Linked DNA regions of Homo sapiens: region 1 is linked to region 2. Evidence: read pairs that join two places in POLR2A ChIA-PET (ENCODE). Cell type or tissue: A673. All regions are shown on one strand. Each heading gives the region's core, and the rest is flanking DNA. Links, peaks and the distances in the headings are about the cores only. Region 1 overlaps ATP11C (ATPase phospholipid transporting 11C (ATP11C blood group)). Region 2 overlaps ATP11C (ATPase phospholipid transporting 11C (ATP11C blood group)).

The links. ChIA-PET counts read pairs that join two places held together with the same protein. Peaks named below come from ENCODE experiments on the same cell type or tissue, not always from the same donor. Only the 100,000 strongest peaks of a DNase experiment are listed, where the experiment ranks them.
Region 1: POLR2A ChIA-PET joins it to region 2 with 12 read pairs; 3 of 35 experiments call an interaction of 5 or more read pairs at or near these places.

What each region holds. Positions count from the first base shown.
Region 1 is chrX:139,884,571-139,895,087 of GRCh38, forward strand. All of the region lies in intron 1 of ATP11C (ATPase phospholipid transporting 11C (ATP11C blood group)), which reads right to left. It also overlaps the pseudogene RNU6ATAC23P. Among named protein-coding and RNA genes, the nearest start is that of MIR505, 34 kb to the right of the region's middle. In A673, for the core only: no CTCF peak of the experiment used is centred there; DNase peaks (open chromatin) are centred at 4,811, 5,361 and 6,561; H3K27ac peaks cover 659 bases.
Region 2 is chrX:139,780,751-139,791,267 of GRCh38, forward strand. ATP11C (ATPase phospholipid transporting 11C (ATP11C blood group)) reads right to left here. Exons shown (of 30, transcript NM_001353812.2): 13 at 8,577-8,738; 14 at 7,442-7,593; 15 at 6,423-6,494; 16 at 4,476-4,549; 17 at 2,414-2,517; 18 at 1,797-1,978. Among named protein-coding and RNA genes, the nearest start is that of MCF2, 78 kb to the left of the region's middle. In A673, for the core only: no CTCF peak of the experiment used is centred there; no DNase peak of the experiment used is centred there.

The DNA of each region.
Region 1 (10,517 bases), core at 934-8,933, 100 kb after region 2:
CCTGGGCCTCTCAAAGTGCTGGGATTACAAGCGTGAGTCACTGCACCCAGCTCAGCAGTACTTTTTAAAATTTTCCAAATTTGCAAACTGATTTAGTAAATACCTTGTGTTATTTTGACTTGAGAAGGAGTGAAAAGTAGACAAAATGAATTCCATTTTTATAAAAGAACTTTAGGCAATTTTGTCAAAAGAACTAAACAAACAACTATAGAAATCATTCTAAGTCTCCTTTGCCATCTTCTAAAACCAGATTATTTTCATTTACAAAATACATTTAATGGTAGGAAATCAATAATGATGATAGTAATGGACACCACTAAATTGAGCACATTCTATGTGAGACATTTTACATATATTATCTGTATTCCTCAAAACTCAATGTAAATGTTCTACATTTCAAATTTTTAAAACATGAGGCTCAGAGAGACAAATGTGCCACAAATCAAGTAAATGGCAAAGCTGAGATACAAATCACGATATCTAAAAGCCCAGATTTTAGATGGCAATGAAAGGTGGGAGGGCTTTTCTCTCCTTCCAAATCTCAATTTCTACCTCACTCTCCCAATTCCTGTCCTTCCCTCCCTTCCTCTGTCTCTCTCACACAAACACAAACACATGCACACACATACCCACTCACTTCCAAAGAGAGGCGATACCATACAGTGAGCTAATAACGGTTTTATCCAAAACACCTGCATTTAAATTCTGACCGCCCCCCCACCACCCTGCCATTTACTAGCTCCAAGACTTGGTGGTACAAATTGTTTGATGGACCTCACTTTCCATCAAGTGAGATTAAATAAGATAAACATACACACTGCCTAGTACATACTATTTTTGTTACATTTCCCCCCACTCACTTTTGATAGCCTAAAAGACCAAACGAAGAGGAACCAAAAACATGCTACCTGTATTGTATGCTAAGCAAGGGAGTTAGCACTTCCCTTAGGATGGAAAAATTTCTATGACTTATAAAACACACATATGGTTAAGGAATTGCTACCTACTTCATTTCTTTTATCCATGATTTTTATCCATAAAATACAAGAGAATAAGCTATTATTGCCATGTGGAATTTAGACTAGTAATGCAAGAATAGTTCGGCATTCATACGTCAAACACAATGCCATTCACAGTGTCAGCAGTCAAAAACAAGGAAAAATCTGTATGACTAATTCTATAGGTACAGAAAAAGTGCAAGATTCATTCAGCAGCCCTTCATTACTTAAAAAACAACAGCAACAACAACTCAGCTAACTAGAAATCAAAAGAAACTTCCTCAACCTGGTAAAGAGCATCTATGAAGAAAAAAAAAAGATAAAGAGCATCTATGAAAAACTTACAGCTAACTCATACTTAATAATAAAACACAAAATGATTTCCCCCTAAGATCAGGAAGAAGGCAGGGAATCCACTCTTAACACTCCTACTCAACATCATATAAGATAGAACTCCTAGCTAATGCAATAAGGTACAGAAAAAAAATACAGATACTTATAGATGGGAGAGGAAAAATAATACTGCCTTTATTCACAGAAAATGTAATTATCTATCCAGAAAATATAAAAGAATCTATAAGAGACTACTAGATATAATTAGTGACTGGCAAAGTTTAAGAACATAAGATCAATATATAGAAATTGTTTTTTTTCCTTGCCTTGCTATAAAAAAAATCAACTGTATTTTTATACACAATAGTGAAGAACAGGAAAATGAAATTTTTAAAAGCACCAGTTGTGGCCAGGCGCGGTGGCTTATGCCTGTAATCCTAGCACTTTGGGAGTCCAAGGTGGGCAGATCACGAGGTCAAGAGATTGAGGCCATCCTCGCCAACATGGTGAAACCCCGTCTATACTAAAAATACAAAAATTCGCTGGGCGTGGTGGAGCACACCTGTAGTCCCAGTTACTCGGGAGGCTGAGGCAGAAGAATTGCTTGATTGCTTGAACCCGGGAAGTGGAGGTTGCAGTGAGCTGAGATTTTCCAGCCTGGCAACAGAGCAAGACTCCATCTCAAAAAAAAAAAAAAAAAAAGCACCAGTTACTACAGCACCAAGAAACATGTGATACTGAGGGATCAATCTAACAAAGTATTATAAGATTTGTACGTTGAAAAGTATCAAAAACACTGATGAGAGAAATCAAAGACTTCCTTGCAGAGATACACTGTGTTCATGGATCAGAAGACTCAATATCATCAGTATTGCAATTCTCCTCCAAATTATCTATAGATTTTAATTCACAGCAAATAAAATCCCGTTTCTTTTTCAAAAATTTATAAGGTAACTCCAAAATTATATGGAAAAAATAATTTAGGATAACCTAAACAATTTTGTAAAAAAAAAAAGAAACTTGGAGTACTCATACCAATTGATTTCAAGACTTACAATAAAGCTATAATATTCTAGACAGCGTAGGCAAAAGGGTAACATAGATCAATGAAACAAAATAAAAATTCCAGAAACTGATCCACACATATATGGTCAATTAATTTTTGACAAGGATGCCAAGCTAATTCAATAGACAAAGTATAGTTTTTTTCGTCTTATCAACAAATGATGCTGGAACAATTAGATATATCTATATTCAAAAAATGAATCTCAACCTGTATCTTGCACTATACATAAAAGTCAACCGGAAATTCATCATAGACTGAAATGTAAACCCTAAAGCTATAAAATTTCTAGAAAAAATAGAAGCAAATATTCATGATCCTGAGTTGGGCAACTGTTTCTTAGATAGGACAGAAAAACCATTAACCATAAAAGAAAATATTGAGGCCAGGCACAGTGGCTCACGTTTGTAATCTCAGCCCTCTGGGAGGCCAAGGTGGGAGGATCTCTTCAGGAGTTTGAGACCAGCCAGGGCAACATAATAAAACCCTGTTTCTACAAAAAAAACCACAAAAATTAGCTGGGCATGGTGGTGCACACCTATAGTACCAGCTACTCGGGAGGCTGAGGTAGGAGGATTGCTTGAGTTCAGGAGGCCAGCAGTGAGCCATGATTGAACCAGTGCTCTCCAGCCTGGGTGACAGAACAAGGCCCTGTCTGAAAAAAACAGACAACACAAGACTGAAAAATGGAACTTCAATCAAAACTTAAAACTACTGCTCTTGGGCTGGGGGTGGTGGCTCACACCTGTAATCCCAGCACTTTGGGAGGCCAAGGTGGGCGGATTTGCCTGAGCTCAGGAGTTTGCAACCAGCCTGGGCAACAAGGTAAAACCCCATCTCTACTAAAATACAAAAAATTAGCTAGGCATGGTAGCATGCACCTATAGTCCCAGCTACTCAGAAGGCTGAGGTAGGAGAATTGCTTGAACCCAGGAGGCGGAGGTTTCAGTGAGCCGAGATCGCACCACTGCACTCCAGCCTGGGCGATAGAGCAAGACTCCGTCTCAAAAAAAAAAAAAAAACACACACACAAAACTACTGCTCTTTGAAACACACTATTTAAAAAGTAAAAAGACAAGCCATAGACTGGGAAAAACATTTGCAAAACACATATCTGATAAAGGACCAGTAGCCAGAATATATAAAGAACACTCAAAGCTGTAAAGCTGTATAATTTTTTTTTTTTTTTGATACAGTCTCACTCTGTCACCCAGGCTGGAGTGCAACAGTGCGATCTCAGCTCATTGCAACCTCTGCCTCCCGGGTTCAGGTGATTCTCCTGCCTCAGCCTCCCGAGTAGCTGGGATTACAGGCGCCCGCCACAACGCCCAGCTAATTTTTGTATTTTTGTAGAGACGGGGTTTCACCATGTTGGCCAGGCTGCTCTCGAACTCCTGACCTCAAGTAATCTGCCCACCTTGGCCCCAAAGTGCTGAGATTACAGGTGTGAGCCACTGCGCCCAGCCCAAAGCTGTATAATTTTTCAAAACCCTGCCAAATCAAAAAAATGTTAAGACACTTGTTCAAAATCATTAGTCATTAGGAAAAATGCAGAATAAAATTACAGTGAGATATTACTATTCACCTACCAGAATGGCTAAAGTTTTAAAGGACAGACAATAACAATATTGGTGAGGATATGGAGCAAATGCAACCTTATATGTTGCTGTTAGGAAACAAAAATGGTATAGTCACTTTGAAAAATAGTTGGGCAGCTTAAGATATAAAGTTAAATACATAGTTTTCATACTACCCAGTATGAAAATGTACCCAGTACATTTCAGTCTATGATGCTTTTATATATTTACTGAAAACAGGATATACATCTACACAGAAACCTGAACACAGTTTTTTTTTTTTTGGAGACAGGGTCTTACTCTGTTGCCCAGGCTGGAGTGCAGTGGCACAATCTCAGCACACTGCAACCTCCGCCTCTCGGGTTCAAGCAATTCTCATGCCTCCGCCTCCGAGTAGCTGGGACTATAGGCACACACCGCCACACACAGATAATTTTTATATTTTTAGTAGAGATGGGGTTTCACCATTTTGGCCAGGCTGGTCTCGAATTCCTGACCTCAAGTAACTCGCTCACCTTGGCCTCCCAAAGTGCTAGGATTACAGGTGTGAGCCACCATGCCTGGCCTGAACACAAATATTTACAGCACCTTTATTCATAACCACCAAAAAGTGAAAACAGTCCAAATGTCCATCAGCTACTGGTGAATGGATACACAAATTATAGTGTTATCTCTTTAATGGAATTCTACTCAGCAATGAAAGGCAGCAAACTGGATAAATGCAAGGACATAGATGACTCCCAAAAGCATTATGCCAAGTAAAACAAGCCAGACTCAAAGGCTATACATTTTGATCCCATTTATATGGAATTCTAGAAATGACGAAACTGTAAGGGACAGAAATCAGATTAGCGGTTGCCAGGGGTTGGCAGTTTAGGGAGGGGACTGACTACAAAGGAGCATGAGGGAACTTTTTAGGTGACAGAAAATTTGATTATTTTGATTTCAGTGGTGATTACAATTTATATAATTTTGTCAAAATTCATCGATTTTTACATACCTAAAAAGGGCAAATTTTACTGTATGTAAATTATACCTCAATAATTCTCAAGAAAAAAGTTGTGTTACAAAAGTAACAACCTCGAAAGAGCCAACTATTTTAGGCAGAGATCTACAACTGATTTGAACTGAAAAGGCTGATTTCTGATTATAAATTTAAGATCATGATTAAAGCACAGGAAGATATGCAGGGCAGATTAAGTTCATGAAAGTTGTGTATGTGTCTCTCACTGTTAATTGATATAATTGTGTAAAAACGGGCTCTGGTAAGAAGGTGAGAAAGGCATAATTAAGAACCAAAATACTCCATTTGGTATTTATTCAAAACAGGCTGACAACAGAATAAATGGCCATAATTGTCCTTACAAATTGCTTGAGTTTGTAGATGACTCATTCAAAGAACTGCCTAAGGAGACAGGAATTTTATTCAAGTACTAATTCTCCTCACTTCACAACCACTCTGATTTAGAAGAGAAGGGGTGAAGTATTTTTATTCTATGCAATTTCTACCTCTTGATCAGAGTTCTGAAAAGACATAGTAGAAGCTTATCTTGGCAGCAGAGACAACAGGGTGGGAGAAGATCAAGAGTTTTCTAAAACCCCTAAAGGGCTTTTCTCTCTGTTTTGGCAGGCAGGTAGCTTATCCAGTAGTGGATAAGCCAGTGTGCATGGTTCTGGCTTTGCAAGGAGCTATGGTCAAAACAGTGTGGTTTTGTGTGGTGGTTCACACCTGTAATCCCAACACTTTGGGAGGCCGAGGCAGGAGGATTCCTTGAAGCCAGGAGTTTGAGACCAGCCTAGGTAACAAAACAAGACCTCATCTCTACAAAAAATTTTTTTAAAAAGCCAGGCATGGTGGAACATGCCTGTGGTTCCAGCTACTTGGGAGGCTGAGGTGGAAGGATCGCTTGAGCCTAAAAGTTCAAAGCTTCAGTGAGCTATGAAAATGCCACTGTACTTCAGCCTGGGTGACAGTGTCAGACCCCATCTCTAAATGAAACAAAACAGTGATAGGATCCATTTAAGTACCATTATCAGAGCCCCAAGGAAGAAGTAAACTGAAAAACAGACTATAGAAACTTGTATTTATTCACTCATTCCTTCATCTATTCATCCAACAATTATTTATGGACTGCCCACTCTGGGCCAGGCTCTGTGTTAAACTGAAGACATAAAGATAACCTGGACTGAAGTAGTTTACAATCTTGTGGTGGGCAGGAGTGGGGGGTGTATAAAGTGCAACAGCATCCAACAGGCTGGAGTACGCCATAACAGAAGAGGAAAATCAGACTTGTGATTTTTCCCCATATACCATTTTCTATCAAGTTCTCAGTGCCCCAGAGTTCACCAGGAAAGCAAAAATGGCAACCACTCCAGGCAGTGGGAACAGCACATGCAACAGAAGTACAAGTAAGCACAGTGTAGCCAGCAAACTTCATTAAGTTCTAGGGTACTAAGAACCTGATAGAAAATAGCATGTAATAAAACTGGAGAAGTAGGCATGAATCAGAAAGGTCGAAGGCTTCATGAGTTATGCCAAGAAGTTAGATATCCTTGTGGGGTGTGGGGTAAACAATGGGCAGCCTATGAACAGGGGAAGAACAAATCAAGATTTGCATAAAGAAAGATGATTCCAAAAGCAAGTCAGAGATTGGCCAAAAAAAAAAAAAAAAAAAAAAGAAGGAAGATGAGGAGTTTCCTGTATTTTAGCTGAAAAGCTGGTGGTGGACTAGAAAGTTGGTGTTAACTAATGGGTACTAGTTTAATACCTGAGTGACAAAATAATCTGTACAGCAAGCCCCCATAAGTTTAACTATATAACAAACCTACACATGTACCCCGAACTTAAAATAAAAGTTAAATTAAAAAGAGAAAGTTGGTGTTAACTGGAATGGCAGAAAGCCCTCCATGAACCACCCTTCAGTCATGCAGAGAAAATGACTCATTCTCCCGCCCAATGTATATCTCTAGCTAGCCATCATGATTGTTTATTCTCTACCCCAACTGGACTAGCAGCTTCCTAGAAACTGGAATGCTCTCTCTCACTCACACACACATGCATGCACACATACTCATCTCCCCATTGCCTAGCTAAAGGTAGATGTTTAGTAACTGTGCAGACACTAAGGAATGAGTGAATAAATAAATGAATGCATTGATGGTTTTGGCACAAGAAACCAATAGAGAGGTACTGCAAAATGCGATTGATGGGTTATCTTGGGAGTTACCAAGCTATCCATCTGATGGAAAGTTGAAGTATAAGCTTCTGAGAGTCTTTTTCAATACAAAGATTTCATGATTCTAGTTCTCCCTTGCCCCTAATTAATTTTTTTTAAGACAGGGTCTCACTCTGTTGCCCAGGCTGGAGTGCAGTGGTGTAGTCTCAACACACTGCAACCTCCACCTCCCAGGTTCAAGCAATTCTCATGCCTCAGCCTCTCAAGTCTCTGAGATTACAGGTGCACACCACCACGCTTGGCTAATTTTCCTATTTTTAGTAGAGATGGGATTTCACCTTATTGGCCAGGCTGGTCTCCAATTCCTGACCTCATGTGATCTGCCTGTGTCGGCCTCCCAAAGTGCTGGGATTACGGGCGCGAGCTACTGCACCCGGCCTAGTAATAGATTTTTAAAATAAAGGTTCCAGAGAAAGAAAACTACTGATTTTCATAATTAAGCTACTGAAGGCAGGCAGCATGGCAGATCAAAAAGTACAGAATGTCAGGTGCTTGGAGGTGGACCCAGAAGCAAGGCCTAGAAGGAAATCCAAGTGACAAGAGCACATTACTAGAAAAGACAGTGCAGCAACAACCAAAGGTCCAGGCAGGTGAGCAGTGAGCATGAGGATACTCAGCAAGGTAAAAGCAGACAGAATATAACATCAGGGAAATCTGGTAAAAAGGCAATTAGTGGGTGAGCATCTATAACATCAGGATTGGGCAGCAAAGACCCAACCACAGGTATGGGTCTAGGCAGAGCTTAAGTTCCCCAGAAGCTTAGCTAAAAAGAAAACATGTTCCTACCTTTGGATGAATTGGGGTGCCAACCATTGTACCCATAAAAGGACTTCACAGGGGATAAACAGAGTAAGGACCAGTTTCTGGCCCAGAAATACAAGGGCTAGTCTTAATCACAACGAGCCAGACAACAGCAATCTTACAAAAACATGACCACACAAAGTCAGAATGATACTAGCAAACATGCTGAACTGCTGAGCTAGCAGTCTGAGGTTCCCAAAATTCTCTCTAACTCAAGACAGGCTAAGACTCAAAGCCTCATTCAGGGCTGACCTGCCCCAGCTCTGTCCATTGGAAAGCCACGTAGACAGAGAAGCCAACAGGCTCACACAGTCCCCCCAACATCAGAGAGTATGAGGCACGCCTCTAAGTTCAAAAGAGGTGCTCAAAAATACCAGTGAAAGAGAATGAGAGCCTGTCACACAGAAAGAAAGGAGAAGAGGAATATGGAATCCAGTATACAGAGATCTTGTCTCTGTACATTTACTCCACTCACAACTACTTTTAGGAATGTTTGTCGCCCAGGCTGGAGTGCAAGTGGGGCAATCTCGGCTCACTGCAACCTCTGCCTCCCAGGCTCAAGCGATTTTCGTGCCTCAGCCTCTCGAGCAGCTGGGACTACAGAAGCGTGCCACCAAGCCTGGCTAATTTTTGGGTTTTTTTGTTTGGTTGTTTGTTTTTTACTAGAGATGGGGTTTCACCATGTTGGCCAGGCTGGTCTCGAACTCCTGACCTCAAGTAATCCGCCTGCCTCAGCCTCCCAAAGTGCTGGGATTACAGGCATAAGCCACCAGGCCTGGTCAAAAATGCATATCTTAAAAAGCTCTATGGCCCATAGGTATTACCTAGAAATCTATTCATGTTCACATTTCATATAATTTATTCATTCTCATATTTGTAGTCATATCTAGAAAAAAGAATTTGACACCAGGTTAAGATCATGTCCCCAACTATATATGAAACGTTTTGTGGGAAAATCAGATTCCTCTTACATTTTTATCTAATGTACCTTATCATGAGCATAACAGGTAACTGGGAAGACAGTCAGTATTGCTACTCTTATTTCCCATTCTGAACCACAGATTTAGATGGTCTTAAGGGGTTTAAGCAATGCTCTGGCCTTTTTACTCTCACTGTACAGATGAAAATCTGAGGACCATTGAGAAAGTTACATAACAAACTACAAAAAAAAAAAAAAATTGCACAACAAACTAGTGGCATAGCCAGCAAAGAAACCCAGATGCCTATGTTCCTTCCATGTTTGCAGTATCATCAAATCTGGTAGAGATGCCTGTCATTAGGAAGTTAAATCCAGTAAAATGTATTTACTTATAATTCTTTTTTTTTTTAATAATTCTTAACTCTTTCCAATGAGCTCATATATATAGCCCAACAGAAAATCTGCTCTTTCCATTCACACAGACCATCGATACTTGATACGACAGAATGGAAATCCACTAGAGCTTACACAATTTAGATTCTCTAACTCCAAAGCAAAAGAAGGCCTCAAGCAACATTATTTGATTATGAGATTTTGCTGCTGGGAAGAATTAATCAAATTCATCCTAGAGGCTCATCTGCTGCATGACATACTCATTCCTTGATACTGAAACTCCCTAACAAATTTCAACACAAGATGTGATGGTGACTTCTTTTCCTAGTACTTTCTGATCTTCATCTGTTACCTTGACTAGCATTTGAAGGAATGAAAATAAGGAGGTTGCTTTATCCCTAGTATCACACAATCTTTTGTATTTATATTAAAGCTGGGAAGACAGAAAAGGTCTCACTTAAGGACACACTTTTCACTACTTACGAATACGAAATAAGTGAAGAAGACAAATACCACATGTTCTCATTCATATGTGAGAGCTACAAAAATGGATCTCATGAAGATAGAGAGTAGACTGGTAGTTATCAGAGGAAGAGTTTGGGGGAAGGGAAGATGAAGAGAGGTTGATTAATGGGTACAAATATACACTTAGAAGAATAAGACCTAGTGTTTGATACATCAGTAGAGTGACTATAGTTAACAATAATCTACTGTATATTTCAAAATACCTAGAAAAGAAGATTCCAAATGTTTCCAGCAAAAAAAAAGAGATAAATGTTTAACGTGATGGATATCCCAATTACTGATTTGATCATTACACATTTTATGAATGTATCAAAATATTACAGGTATCCCAAAATATGTACATCTATTAATGTATCAATAAAAATAATAAAAAACTAAAATTACTGAAGAGGTGAGAAAGTCTAATAACTGGTAAATCATAAATAAAATCACATTCTTCGAGACCAGCCTGGCCAACATAGCAAGACCCCGTCTCTACTAAAAATACAAAATTAGCTGGGTATGGTGGAGCACACCTGTAATCCCAGCTACTCAGGAGGCTAAGGCAGGATAATCACTTGAACCCAGGAGGCAGAGGTTGCAGTGAGCCGAGATCATGCCATTGTACTCCAGCCTGGACAAAAAGGGCAAAACTCCATCTCAAAAAATTTTAAAAGTGAGTACTAGATTCTT
Region 2 (10,517 bases), core at 1,069-9,068:
AAGTAAAATCGTGTCCTTTGCAGTAACATGGATGCAGCTGGAGGCCACTATCCTAAGTGAAATAACTCAGAGGCAGAAAATCAAATACCACATGTTCTTACTTATAAGTGGGAGCTAATAAATAAGTACACATGGACATAAAAATGGAAATAACAGACAATGGGGACTCCAAAAGGGGGAAGACGGGAGGGGAGTGAGGGTTGAAAAACCACCCATTGAGTATTATGTTAATATCTTAGGTGATGGGATCAATGGAAGCCCAAACCCCAGCATTACACAATATAACCACATAACGAACCTGCACATGTACTACCTGAATGTATAACCCCGACCCACCCTCCAAAAAAAGAGGAACGCCAATCATCCTGAATGTGAATTTAATTATAATTCTTAAAGACGACAAGAGAAAAACGATACTTTCCTCTGGGTTTCTTTTGGCCACAGAATAACAATGAAATTAGACTAAAGGAATTTCATTAGAGTTTCAATACCTTTTAACGTGACTAAACATATGTTTGTAACTTTTTAATTCTCATAATTTTCATATATAATATTTAGAAAATTCTAAAAATATTAAGAATTTAAAACTTATTATTTCAAGCAGATCAATGGCAGTGTCCTGCAATCAAGTCTGAAAAAGGTCAGCCTGTAAGTTAAAAGCATATTATTTTAAAGTATGCAGGCCAGGCACGGCGGCTCATGCCTGTAATCCCAACACTTTCGGAGGTCAAGACAGAAGCTTATTTGAGGCCAGCAGTTCAAGACCAGCCTGGCCAACATGGCGAAACCCCGCCTCTACTAAAAATATGCAAATTAGCTGGGTGTGGTGGCATATGCCTGTAATTCCAGCTAGCTACCCCGGTGGCTGAGGTGTGAGAATCACTTGAACCCAGAAGGCAGAGGTTGCAGTGAGCCGAGATTGTGCCACTGCACTCCAGCCTGGGCGACAGAGCAAGACTCTGTCTCAAAAATAAATAAATAAATAAAAATAAAAATAAAATAAAATAAAGCATGCAAAAACATACTCTGGTCTGTTGAACCAGGTTAGATTAAGCTCTCATGTTGTTCACTCTACCTTAAATTTCCTTTCAGCTCACCTATCTCTGAAAATCTTACCCCTTTGTCTAGGCACCAGCTCAAACAATGGCTGTAGTACCCTTCCCTAAACATGTCAAGACTATTTGATAATATGTGCATAAATATATGGATAGCTTAGTAAATATTCAAAAGACCTGAGTGAAAACTGATTCATTCTTCTAGGTTACATGAATTTACCTTAAAAATCATTCCTACTGGCTGGGTGTGGTGGCTCACGCCTGTAATCCTAGCACTTTGGGAGGCTGAGGCGGACAGATCACGAGGTCAGGAGATCGAAACCATCCTGGCTAACACAGTGAAACCCCATCTCTACTAAAAATACAAAAAAATTAGCCGGGCGTGGTGGTGGGCACCTGTAGTCCCAGCTACCCTGGAGGCTGGGGCAGGAGAACGGCGTGAACCTGGGAGGTGGAGCTGGCAGTGAGCCAAGACCGCGCCACTGCACTCCAGCCTGGGCGACAGAGCGAGACTCTGTCTCAAAAAAAAAAAAATTAATTAAAAAATTAAAAAAAAATCATTCCTACTAACAGCTCAAAATCTGGTGTAATTTTTCATACTTGCTATAATAAATAAATCTTTAAGTCCACTTAAACAATAAAACTAAAGATTTCAAACTTCGAGATTAAATTACTAATCTGGGGCAGATCACACCCAAAACACTGGTCATTAAAATAATAAGAGTATCATTTTCTAGTTACTTGTCTTCAACTGCAGTGGCTCCAATTAAATTCATGTTTGTCTCAATATCATCGAAAACTTTTTCCATTTTTTCTTCTCTGTCTTGTAAGGCCATTTTTGCCTCTATGAGCTGTCTGTTAATTCTTTCATAATCATCTGGAGCAATTTCTTTGAAGGCTACACAGAGTGTCCGATACCCATCCTAGGAGTAAAGTAGGAGATCTGTAGTTATTCTAATAATAGTTGGAAAAAAAAAAAAACACACTCTGTAAATACTCTTGCTTTAGCCATATGGACAAGAGAAATTCTGACACATATTTAGTCTGAAAAAATGAAGAAATTACAACTGAAAAGGTAACATTCAATTAGGTTCAGAAAAAGGAAGTAACAGTTCTTTTAACAAAGGTTGTTGAAAAGTCTTTTAAGGCTGCAAATTCTGACCTGAAACTTGCTCCAGGAAAATGTTTTATATTAAGATAAAAAAAAGTAATATTATCAAATCCCCAAATACAAAACATAGACCACAAAAATAAGCTAAAATGTATTTAAACTGTCATTTAAACAGAAATCCAATAAACATAGTCATTTTCAACATTTCTCTGCTTACTTATTGGTGGGGGAAGGAGTATAGGCTCACCATTGCATTACGTTCCACATGGACTTTAGTTAACTCAATTTCATGATTTTGCACTCTGGGAAAAACTGCCGAGTCTGCTCCTTTACAAAAGAGAAGTATGTCTCCTAAAATAAAGAACCATAGTACTTGACTTAGAATTTTAAGGCTGGTATTGTGGTTTTAGTAAGAGTAACTTTTAAAGCGGTCTCTCTCACCCAAGTGTTGTATATTCTGAGCACACCTTGCAATACTCACCTAAATGGAATGAGAAATCTTGGCCTTCAGTCTGTCAGAAAGGCATGTACCACCTCTTCAAGGTCATTATGAACACAATTAATAAGCCAGAGTTTACAATAGGCACCTCTGTTAAAATATACTTCCTCCCACCAATTCATGGAGGGCTGGGCTTGTGTCAAGGAGCTGCATCTGAATTTCTTCTGAAAATGTATGCCAGGTGCAGTGGCTCATGCCTGTAATCCCAGCATTGTGGGAGGCTGAAGTGGGAGGATCACTTAAGCTCAGGAGTTCAAGACCAGCCTGGGCAACACAGGGAGACCCTGACTCTACTAAAAATTAAAAAATTAGCCAGGCATGGTGGTACACACCTATAGACCCAACTACGCTGGATGCTGAGGTGGAAGGATTGCTTGAGCCCAGGATGTCAAGGCTGCAGTGAGCTATAATCTTGCCACTCCAGCCTAGATGACAGAGTAATACCGTGTCTTAAAAAAAAAAAAATGCAGTGAAGCCATGGCCTAGAGCACACATATGGCATCTACAGATGTCAAGAAGAAAGCTCAAGCTCAAACAAGCTGAAATAATTTTGAATAAACTATATTAACTAGCTTCTAAAACAATGGCTTGATAGTTTTTACTGATGAGAATAGCTTTGTAGAATGCTGGTATAATTGCAGCTTTAGATCACTTCACACACCCAGGAAATATTCACAGTTGTGCACTAAGACAGACACTTTATCCTTATAAGGGAAACAACCGAGGTCAACAAATTAAAAAGTGTAGCTCTGAGGTCAATGACCTTTGTAGACCAGTTCCACAGACATTTCACCATTTGCTGTAGAACATGTGGACATGCACACATAAGAATAGCAAGTATTTGAAATGTTGTGTTTTTTTTTTCATTTATTCTTACACATCCAAAGTGTATTTTAAAATTCACAAAACAAACTCCATGGTCACTTATTAAAATCAATTTCATGACTTTGCAATCACACCACAAAGTATGAATTAAGTGGGATATGTTCCCCCAAGGATCTGTCTGTATCCTCCCATTCTGACATTAAGGAATTTAGAAAATTTAATAGTAAAACGTAAATTACTGGGAAATAAATCAAAAATTTTTAGAAAACAAACCACCTCGGCACACCACACACACACGTATCTGAGAGCCTTCGAATAAAGCAGGATTGCTCGCCCATGGGTCTTGCAGAATCTGAGCAGAAGGCAAACCACCATGGTGCCTCCAAAGACATGAGGGAGCCCAGGATTACAGTACCAGTTCCCCTGCAAAGGGCAAGCTTTACTCTGCTCAACAAAGAACCTGAGCTCTGGAGTGAAACTGCAATGCCATTTCCCAGAAACCAGGCCCTTAGTCCTCTCTACCTCACCTGTTTCCAGGGAGTGTCAAGCAGTAGGGGAACCAGGAAGGTCAGTGAGGGATAACAAGCAACTCCCTATACTCAAGGATTCTGCTGCTAGTAATCCCAAACCATCCAACTATGCTGGGTGGCTGCATGTAAACATTACTGGTAGACTGGTCAGTACCCTGAACCATATAAAAGTCATCCTTTCAGTTCCTGTTCGAACACCCAAGGCAGAGGGATATGGTTCTGCTACCAAGAAAAGGCACACCCTGTCATAACAAGGGTTCTGTCACTAACAATTTGGTAAACAGAACATCTGTGCTTAAAAAAATACATGAAAGCATATGCAAAAGCTACTGCTTTGCATGACTTTCACTAATCCTACACTACTACATGAAATGATTCTCTTTCCTGAAAGAGTGAATCAACCAATAAGCCTACAAATCAACAAAGAGAAAAATTCAAGCTTTTCAGACATGTACCTTCTTGAGTCTTCACAATTACACTCATACGTCGCCGGACAGCATCAAAGTTTAAGGTGTGAAGAAGTTCATATCTTTAAGAGAAATGAGCAAAGTAAAAAACCTAGAATATACTGAGAAAAATAAAGCACAACAGAAATATGTTAAGATATTTAAACATCTTAAATCAACAGATAGCACTGGTTGTGTGCACAACTGGTACTTTCCTTTGTCTCAGAATTTCTCTGAACATAGAACATGCTGTCAGAGGACACCAGTGTTAGTTAAGGGGTATTTATAGCCCCTCAGTATATTACTTAAAATGGTAAGGAGAATGACCACATAAAAATGGAAGATAAAGAGCTGTCCCACCAAGCCATATTTGGAGGGGTCTAGAAACAGTCCCACTCTGCCAATTATTTTAGCAGCATTTATGTATGGAGTGCCAGGCACAGTGCTAGGTGCTGGGGAATAGAGGTGAATCTGCCTGAGTCCCTTCCCTTATGCGGGTCACCATATGATAAGGGAGACAGAGCATAATGAGATAACTACCCTTCTAGTTTCTCAAATACTGTAATAAAGGCACTTACAGGGAAGATATAAGAACACAGAAGGAAGTCATCTGAAAGGAGGTTTCCTGGAAGAGGACATGCCTGAGCTGGGTTCTGCAAGGGTAATATGATGAAGAAAGGGGGCCATGGCATTCTGAGTAGAGGGAATGAGCACGGCAGCATGAGAGCACATGGCCCATGGAAGACTTTAAGTAGTTCACCAATGCCCAAAAAACTCATCAATAGGGGAATAGTAAGAGATAAAGCAAGAAAGGTAAGCAGGGGCTGGAAACACATCTTTGTGAGCCATTTCTGGAATTTGGGATTGTATTGTAAGAGCAAAAGAAAGCCAATAAAAGGGTTTAAACAGTGGAATGACATGATGAGACTGGTCAAATGTGTGTGTGGATGGCTGAACTAATCAATGGAGAGACACAGAAGAGTTAAAATAAGAGTTGGTTATTAGAAAAAGTGAGAGGAAATATTTCCTTGAAAATAAACAACTAGTATTTTTTAAAAAAAGTATTTACTACATAGCTTGTTTTGGTGGGAGTGAGGGGGTCATTAGTCTTGCGGGAGTATATGTATAAGACATCTAACATGGCATCTGGTTTGCTGTTGGCCAGATGTGGGCACTGTTGCAGATGGGCTAGAATCTAAACTCTGACAATGACCCTGGGTCCCTGTCAGTCAGACCAAGAACCTTCCTCTGGGCTTCTATGAATCTCTCTCCAAAAGGGTGCATTACCCAAGTACCTGTAAACATATTACAGGTTTCTGAGATGGGTCTCAGGAGATCCTAGGGGCCAGAATGAAAGTCAGATAACATAATTATATTTCAAGTTCAGATGAGGAAATTCAAATTAATCACAGAGCCTAATTAAAATCCACCATTAAGATAAGGTGGCTTTGTTCATTAGGGTCTTTGTGGCAAAAGAGGAAATGTGAAGACACTGGAGCATCAGAGTACTTGCCCCGAGGCTCACACCTGAACATTCCGAACCAAACAAGGCTTCTGGTTTACAGCAAAGCTGCCTTTATTGCCTGGGCTTGCAATCCCAGAGTGATTGCTTGGACACTAGATAGCAGAAGGTTTCACATATATTCACTGATTTTTCCTGTAGCATGTGTTAGAGACCTGAAATGGCATCTAAATTTGAGAAACATTCCAGGCAAACTCTCATTCTGGCTACTGGACCCAGATGTGAACCAGATTGGAATTTCCACCTCAAACTCCAGTTTCTGCAATTCTATGTAACATGGCTTCTACCCCAACTATATTTACATAAAACTCTGAACTGGGAGAGCAGGGTCCTGTATTTTTAGTGGCATCATTTCCTTTGCTGCCCTGCCTGAATCCACTTAAATTTGACTATGGGGTTAAGAAATGACAAACATCAAACACAGAGCTACTTACTCTTCTATTTCTTTTCTTTGGTTCTCTACTCTCATATATCCATTTCGATTTCCTAAAAATGTGAACCCGTACCTATCAAAAACAATAAAAAAGACCTTGTGTATCTCTAAAGAATGATTAATTTTTTTATTATTATTTTTTTTGAGACAGAGTCTCGCTCTGTTGCCCAGGCTGGAGTGCAGTGGCGCGATCTCGGCTCACTGCAACCTTCACCTCCCAGTTTCAAGCGATTCTCCTGCCTCAACCTCCTGAGTAGCTGAGATTACAGGTGTGTGTCACCACACCCGGCTGATTTTTGTATTTTTAGTAGAGACAGAGTTTCACCATGTTGGCCAGGCTGGTCTTGAACTCCTGACCTCAGGTGATCCACCCGCCTTGGCCTCCCAAAGTGCTGGGATTACAGGCGTGAGCCACCGCACCTGGTCTAGAATGATTACTTTCAATGGGGTAACTCATGCTTGTTTATGCTTTTCTTCTCTTTCATATGATCTCAACATATAACTGTACTTTCTTTTCCTGGATAAGTTGATAACAGAGAAAGTCAATGCCCAGCCACAATTATTGTAACCAAGGGAGAGACAATTTGGGTTTCTGATTCTACGGCTAACACACTGGGTGACCTTTGAGCCACTTAATTATCTTGAACCTCATGGGTAAAACTGGACTTTCGGTTCTCAAATGATGTCAAAATTGCTGGGAGCACCTCAGAAATAACATGTGTTGTACAAAAAGTGGCCACTGTTATGTTATTTGCAAAACATAGTATGAACATTCAGACTTCTGGCTGGCATGCATAAATAGTAAGGCAAGTAATACCTACCTGTAACTATTTTCTTTTTAGTCTTAACTGGTTAGGTGTGGGAATTTTCCACAAATTTTTGGCTAAAGCAGTTGTGTTTTTTATTAAATAATAGGAGATGTATGTGCTAAGGTCACTGAAGCAAACGGAAAAAAACAAATAACTTCTGTCCTCCTGTGATTTCACTTTCTTAGGAGAAGTATAAGAAAGTATACTTTACCTTTTAGCTCCTTTCACCAAAGCTATTTCATCTGGTGAAGAGGAGATATAGGTTAATTCAGCTGATTCTGTAGCTCCATCAACAGCATCGTTTGTTTTGATTTCTACAGTATGACATAAACACAAGGCACGTAGAAACAGCTCTTCTCGATTCTGTGGAACAGCAACAAAATAATGATTATTATTTTTAATTTGATCACCCGGTAACTAGGCAGTGAACGGAGAAAATATATTAATGTGAGAGAATGTTGTAACTTCTAACAAACTTAGTAGCAGATACGTATAAATTCTTAACACTCAAATCTGCTATATATTCTCCTAGTACCTAATAAGAGTTCCTGGTTCTCAGCTAGCATACCCTATAGGCTGTGTTAACTCATTAAGGTTATTGTGGCACCACCTAAGCCAAAGCAGTGACTTCTTCATGGCCTAAAAAACTTCATTCAGTATCTAATTCACAATCTAGCAATAGCTCAAGTGTAGGGAGACTCTGGTTAATTTAATGCCTAGACACTCCTGAGACTTTAATCATTTGAACAGACATCATTCTTGGAGGAGCTTACATTTTAAAAGACAAAGCACAAAAAATTATGATCATACAGACAAGCAAGCTTTTACCCAAATGTCATTTCCCACAATTCTCTTTACTTGTAAATTCTACTCATTTACAAATTTCAGAAGTGTCAGTAAAACAAGAAAGGTGAATCCAACAATAGTTATTCTAAAGTCACTGGGCACAGTGGCTCATGCCTGTAATCCCAGCACTTTGGGGGACGGAGGGTGGTGGATTACCTGAGGTCAGGAGTTTGAGACCAGCCTGACCAACATGGTGAAACTCCGTTTCTACTAAAAATACAAAAAAATTAGCCAGGCATGGTGGCAGGCGCCTGTAATCCCAGCTACTCGGGAGGCTGAGGCAGGAGAATCGCTTGAACCTGGGAAGCGGAGGTTGCAGTGAGCTGAGATCATGCCACCGTACTCCAGCCTGGGCAACAGAGTGAGACTCCATCTCAAAAAAAAAAAACAAAAACACAAAAGTCTATGTCATGTGTCCACCTAAAAATTATTTTCTACTATGGAATGTTAACATGCATACACAGATTGGTTTCTTATATAAAACAATAATGCAAATGCACCTTATCTACTTTGTCAAAATATGTTAAAGTTCCATCAGTTTGAGATAATCCATCAACCTCTTGAGTTACACCTTTATATTTGTGGCCATCTATGCAGCATTCAATGAATTCCATGCTGTTTTCAGTGAGTGTTCCAGTCTTATCTGTAAATACATAATCCACCTAAAACAAGGACACAAACATATATTGTTAGTTTCTTCAGTGTGACTAATTTTTAGTTTGCTGTAACGCAAAGCTATTTTCATATCCATAGGAAATCACCCCTTCTAAGACTTCTTGTCAAATGTCAGGGAATTACAGAGACAATATTACCAAAGAAATGAGGAATAAATGAGTATTTTTAAAGACACCAAAATGCTATCACATGTCTAAGGTAGATCTACTCAAATGTAAAAGATGAATAGAAAAAAATGTGACTATTGGCCAGGCACGGTGGCTTATGCCTGTAGTCCCAGCACTTTGGGAGGCTGAGGCAGGAGGATTGCTTGAGCTCAGGAGTTCAAGACCAGCCTGGCCAACATGGTGAAACCCCGTCTCTACTAGAAATACAAAAATTAGCTGGGTGTGGTGGCACACACCTGAAATCCCAGCTACTTGGGAGGCTGAGGCACAAGAATTGCTTGAATCCAGGAGACAAAGGTTGCAGTGAGCTGAGATCACATCACTATACTCCAACCTGGGTGATAGAGTGAGACTCTGTCTCAGGAAAAAAAAAAAAAAGTGACTATTTTATCAAACTAAGAACGCTTCTCATTTAAGTTAACCTTTTTTAAGATAGGGTCTCACTCTGTCACTCAGGCTGGAATGCAGTAGCCATTATAGCTCACTATAACCTCAAACTTCTTGGCTCAAGCAATCCTCCCACCTCAGCCTCCCAAGTAGCTGGGACCACAGGCACGCACCACCACACCAGGCTAATTATTCTGTAATTTTTGTAGAGACAGCATCTCACTATGTTGCCCAGGCTGGTCCCATACTCCTGGGCTCAAGCCTTGGCCTCCCAAAGTGTTGGGATTATAGGCATGAGCCACCATGCCCAGCCAGTTAACCTGTTTGATGTAAAGAAGTTACATAAGTCAATTTTTCAAGTGGGAAGTAAGACTATACTGACCACTTATTTCTCTCTCTCTCTCTCACTCACACACACACACACACACACACACACACACACTCTTACACTTTGTGGGCTAGTACGTACATTACCCATTAAAAATTTTTTCCCAATAAATTAAATGGGATGTAACAAAATAAAACAGAAACTGATGAAGGTTTTTTTCCCCTTTTAAAAGTAAAATTTTCTATAAAAATACTGAATTAAAATAAAATGCACCACATCATATAATATACATAAGAATTAATAACAACATTAACAGTTACCTAATTGGAAGATACAGTATAGGTCAGTAGTGATCAAAACCATAACTGAAATTTCTTTCTTTTTACTATACATATTTTGAAAATACTCAAGTTTCCAAATTTAGAAAAAAAGCAGATAAAGTATAACACAAGTATATTTTCATAAATAATGGAAAATATAAGCCAAGAAATAAATTTGCCACTAAGATAAATCATTTTGAGCATTTCTATTTTATCTCGGTTTTTATCTCTTCTATTTTTAACATCTGGCTTTTGGAAACCCACAATTTTATCCTCGTTTTGGCAATTTATGCTTAAATAGTTAAAATTATGGGCTGATAGGAACAAGCATAAGGACAAGATTAAGGTTTTTATTATGTAAGGGAGAAAGAGATGAACTACAGCAGTAGTTGCTTTCTAATTATTTTTCAAAGCTTTTCACGGTAGCAGCACTGGCACAAATATAGCATTCCAATCTTTTTTTTTTTCTGTTAAGCCAGCCAAGTTTGAACTCTCTCTTTAAATTAATCCAAGTGGTATTACTTGTGTATCATTTAGATTCTTCCAGTTTAAATGAAATTCTTT